Regions from separate parts of the Mus musculus genome. Here region 2 is linked to region 1. The links are chromatin loops, found by intact Hi-C in ENCODE. Cell type or tissue: gastrocnemius. All regions are shown on one strand.

Region 1 (2,500 bases):
TATGTTACGGGCATCATCCTGAGTGAGGTAACACAATCACAAAAGAACTCAAATGATATGTACTCACTGATAAGTGGATATTAGCCCAGAAACTTAGTATAGGGAGATATAAGGTACAATTTGCAAAACACATGAAACTGAAGAAGAACGAAGACCAAAGTGTGGACACTTTGCCCCTTCTTAGAATTGGAAACAATCACCCATGGAAGGAGTTACAGAGACAAAGTTTGGAGCTGAGACAAAAGGATGGACCATCTAGAGACTGCCACATCCAGGGATCCATCCCATAATTAGCCTCCAAACGATGACACCATTGCATACACTAGCAAGCGTTTGTTGCAAGGACTGTGATATAGCTGTCTCTTGTGAGACTAGGCTGGGGCCTAGCAAACACAGAAGTGGATGCTCACAGTCAACTATTGGATGGATCACAGGGCCCCCAATGGAGGAGCTAGAGAAAGTATCCAAGGAGCTAAAGAGATCTGCAACCCTGTAGGTGCAACATTATGAACTAACCAGTACCCCGGAGCTCTTGACTCTAGCTGCATATGTATCAAAAGATGGCCTAGTCGGCCATCACTGGAAAGAGAGGCCCATTGGACAGGCAAACTTTATATGCCCCAGTACAGGGGAACACCAGGGCCAAAAAATGGGAATGAGTGGGTAGGGGAGTGGGTGTGTGTGTGTGGGGGGGGGGGACTTTTGTTATAGCATTGGAAATGTAATTGAGGAAAATATGTAATAAAAAAAAAGAAAAAAAGAGAAAATATGTTACATGTATTGGGGGGATGGGAATTGTTTTCTGGGAGGTGCTGGACAGACATACTCCCTTGGGATATACTGATTACAATGTAAAGCCTTGGTGTCCACTCCTCAGTGGATAGGGCAGGAAGGATGCTGGCAGGCAGGCGCTTACTATTGTAGATACGACTGCATCACTTTCTTTGAGAGAATCCCAGGATGCTCTCTGCTAATGAAATCTTCTTCTTGGCCATCTTGACCCAGGTCATCACCAGGATTCCTTTAGGCCCACGATCAAAGCAACCTGTGGTAGTTACGAGTGTGGCTTTAGGAGACTAACACACCAGGGCAGCTATGCCACCTAGTGATGCCTGTTTGTACTGTTCTCCTCCTGATGACAGTGGCAAAGGCTTCAGGGTGGCTTAGTCTTTGCTGTGCTGGGGCAGCCTTTCTACGGGGCAGGTCTGAAATCTTGGACTTGGCTTCCTTGGAAGCATTCCTGGAGGCTGCACTGACCATTCCCTCAAGCTGTAGGGGACAAGCATGACTTCACACCAAGAGGGAGCAATTACATCTGAATCTCTAGACATAATGGCTAAAAAAATATGAAGTCCATAGTTCTCTGACTGCCTTCTGGTCAAAACCTGATGGCATTTGTCGCTTTGCTCTTATCCTGCTAGGATGTGAATTAGCTGTTTCCTTCTTCCCTCCCTTCCTCTCATCCCTTTTACTTTATTTCCTTCCTTTCCATTTCTTCTTTTCCCTTATTCTGCACCCCTCCTTTTCTGTATGTGTAATGTGTGCATCTCTGTGTGGAGGTCACTCTCAAGTGTCAGCCCTCAAGTGCTTTTCACCCTATTTTTCGAGTCAGAGTCTTTCATTGGCCTGGGACTCATCGAGCCTCAGGGACCTTCCTAGCTCTACCTCCCCTACACTAGATGACAAGGATATGCGCTGCCACACTAAGCTTTGAAAAACCTGGGTTTGGGGCTCAGGTCCCCATGCTTGTAAGGCAAGCATGTTAGTACCCTTTTAGCCCTGTTTATCATGTAACCTGAAGTCCTGGGCCTTCTGCATCTGTTGTCTCTTTCCCTTACCAAACAGAAGTGCTTGCTCCGGCACTCAGCTGTCACAGGGTGCCTAGGAAGTGTCTGTCCTCCAGCCCATGGCAGATGTTAACAAGTATAGCTCTTGAGCCCAGACCCTAGTCTACTCCCCGTTGACTAGAACATAGCGAGGAGCAGAAGGGTATTGTAAGCCTCAAGAAATGTTGAGAGGGGGCTGATAAATGCAGGAAGTGCTTTTGTTCATTTTGTTAGCACGCTCTCTCCTTCTCTCCTTCCCTCCTTCCCTCCTTCCCTCCCTCCAGCCCTCCCTCCCCCACCCCCACCCCCTCACTAGGAGAAGGTGAGCTGAGTGGCTAGAATTCCAAAAGGGGGGACGGCAATGCCATGAAGCTGCTTTTTATCTGAGTATCATGGAGACTGTAGGAGTAACACTAACGTGTGTGTGTGTGTGTGTGTGTGTGTGTGTGTGTGTTACACAGAAGTCAGAGGAGGGCATCAGGTATCCTTCCTACCTCCGCCTCCCCAGCACTCACTCTCTACCACACTCCTTTGTGACAGGGTCTCTTATTCAATCTGTAGCCAGACTGATAGCCTGCAAATCCCAGAAATCCTCCTGACTCTGCACCCATTCCTGGCTTCTTTGGGTGCTGGCAATTTGATCTCAAGGTTCCTTATGCACGAACAGCCAATTC
Region 2 (2,500 bases), 530 kb before region 1:
AGGGATTTAGTTCTCCTAATTGATTATAGTTAAATTGATTCCTGATTGGGGGGACGACCTCATTTACTTCAGCCTTGTCAGAGTGACGGAGGGGCAGAAGGCAGGGGACATGGAAATGCAGTTGGGAACGAGAGCACTCCACTGACCAGCTGGTGGAGTCGTCTTGCCAGGGGAGGCTGTCTGCCCTTTCTACAGAGGGAACAAGCCAGGAGCTCAGCCATTCTGGGGCTTCCAGAGCTCAGAGAGGGTTGGGCAACAAATCACAACAACTTATGCTATCTTATGACATAGGTGTGTAAAGAGCCACCCTGAAGATACTTAATCTGGGGTGGGGCAGAGGCTATTTTAGAAACCCCATGAGGAAAGCTTCTACTCTAAAGCTACACTTTAACGTTTGTCTTAATAAAATGACGATTATATCCAGTGAGCAAGGGGAAAAAAGGACCAGCCCAAGGAAATGCATTTGTAACAGGCAGCTAGGAACCCTACCTGTCAGTTTGATGCTGAAGGCAGACAAAAGATGCAAAAAGGCTCTCAAGACATGTAGTGCGAGTGAACATGAGCTCGGGTGGCTCTGTTGGCCCTAAGAACAGCTGATGGTAGGAAGGGCAGACAGACACCCCACACCTCAGGAGATCTCTGGGGACGGTCAGTATACTCAGAAAAGTCCTTAAGCTGGACCCACTGCATTTCCTGCCAGTTTCCACGTGTGACTGTCTTGAATCCTGGTGTTATTCCGTGCACTTAAGAGTGGCTGCTTCAGGGAGGGATCTTGAGATGCTCTGTAACTGGAAAGTGGCCTATCCCTAGTTGTCATGCCTTCTCAATGAAGAATAACACCTATCACCCAGCCTCACTCACTATTTTCACACGTTTGGAAGGTGCAAAATTTGACTTTGGCAGGCATTTGACCCAGTTACCGTAAGAACTATTTCCTGCCAAATGCCAGTAGACTTACCAGCATTAGGCAAGTACCAATTTGTCCTGGCTTGGGTTTCCTGCATGAAAGCCCTCAGATGACACATACCTGTAGTTTCTGAAATGTTGACAACCTGAAGCTATTCTGAGTACAGGACACTTCGGTGTCTACCCTCACCGGCTAGTTGGCTGATTCCCATAGATCACGAATAAAGGAAGTGCTATGGATTGTAGGAAGCTGCCAGAGGGGCCCGGGAAAGGGTTGAGAGAGCCTCCCCTGACGGAGCAGCACCCATGTTGCATGCGCGTCTGCCCAGACCCATGCATTTGTCCCATGCCAGCTATGCGAGGCTCACCATCTCGAGACATCCCCACGGCCAGGCATTTCTGCAGCCGACAATGCTGGCAGCGGTTTCTGCTGGTCCGATCAATCAAACAGTTCTTCTGACGAGGACAGGAGTAGGTGGCATTGCTCTGCTGACTTCTCCTGAAAAAGCCCTGTGATTCAGTTATAAATACGGAACAGGTTAGTGTCAGTTCCAGCGGTGATACCCAAAGGCTGGGTACTAAGCGTCGAGTGCCGAATGGCATTAATATTTAATGGAGGGTTAAGCTTGGAGCAGAATCATCCAGGAGGCCATTAATGAAATTAAAGTCACTTTTTTTCCTTGAGTAAAATTAACCCCCAGAGCCTAATCCTCCATCCCTTACACATGCAAAACTTCCTTAAACTTCCACTCAATTGCCTGTGTAAAAGACACATGATCAGGGTGACCAAACAAAGCAGTGTGGGCTGCAGTGACCCCAAAGGATTTGCCTCTAACCTGTATCTCCAAAATACCTTTTCCTTTGGTGCACTTGTGGTGGTATACACAAGAGTATGTGCATGTGTGTTTGTGTGTGCACATGTATGTTCCTATGTGTGCTGCAGAGGCTAGAGGAGGAGCCTTGGTGTCACACTGCCTTATTTTGCTAAAATGGGGTCTCTTACTGTGCCTGGCAATAGGTTGCAAGTCCCAGTGAGCCTCCCATCTGTTTCCCACAGTGCTGGAGTGAGCAGGTGCCCATGTCATGCCTGTGTTTATGTGGATGCTGGGGATTCAAACTTAGGTTCTCATGTGTGTGCAGCAAGTGTTGTGTCCCATGATGTCATCTATATGTCTGGGCGTGCCGTGGTGTTTACCACTCAAGCCTCTGGCCGTTTGGCCATCTTTCACTCCCCGGGTCTGAACCTAACGGTGCAAACAGTTAGATGACACTTGGATTGGCTACTTTAAAGATCAGTTGCACTGCGAATTCCCAGTCCTCACCGGTTGGGAATCAGCAGTGTTTAGAAGAACGGCCTTTAGGCTTGGGTCCAGTGTAGTGATCAGCAGCTTCTCGTCTGTGTTGGGTGCTATGCTGGAGATGAGAGGGTGTGCAAAGGCACACGGGAGCTGCTGGCCTCGAGGTGTGTGCTTACGAACCTCCTGGTTTCCAGTCAGGGACTAGAAGGTGCAAGCCTTTCTTTAGTGATTTTTGTAGGAGAAACCCACAAGCTTCACACGGGTGCAATGTTTCTACGATGGCTGACTGGAAAATT

Evidence for each region. Hi-C counts contacts between places; a loop is a spot of excess contacts. Peaks named below come from ENCODE experiments on the same cell type or tissue, not always from the same donor. Only the 100,000 strongest peaks of a DNase experiment are listed, where the experiment ranks them.
Region 2: it touches region 1 in a loop (2.0-fold over the local background); 4 of 42 quality-filtered maps call a loop at or near these places.

What each region holds. Positions count from the first base shown.
Region 1 is chr9:68,828,727-68,831,226 of GRCm38, reverse strand. The region is part of intron 1 of Rora (RAR-related orphan receptor alpha); the gene reads right to left. Gm31262 (a long non-coding RNA gene) reads right to left here. Exons shown (of 2, transcript XR_379583.4): 1 at 1-2,500. Among named protein-coding and RNA genes, the nearest start is that of Gm31262, 6.6 kb to the right of the region's middle. In gastrocnemius, a CTCF peak has its summit at 1,098; no DNase peak of the experiment used is centred here.
Region 2 is chr9:69,360,655-69,363,154 of GRCm38, reverse strand. Rora (RAR-related orphan receptor alpha) reads right to left here. Exons shown (of 11, transcript NM_013646.2): 4 at 1,275-1,416. The region is part of intron 1 of Gm15511 (predicted gene 15511); the gene reads left to right. Among named protein-coding and RNA genes, the nearest start is that of Gm15511, 2.3 kb to the left of the region's middle. In gastrocnemius, no CTCF peak of the experiment used is centred here; DNase peaks (open chromatin) are centred at 166 and 1,299; H3K27ac peaks cover 2,097 bases.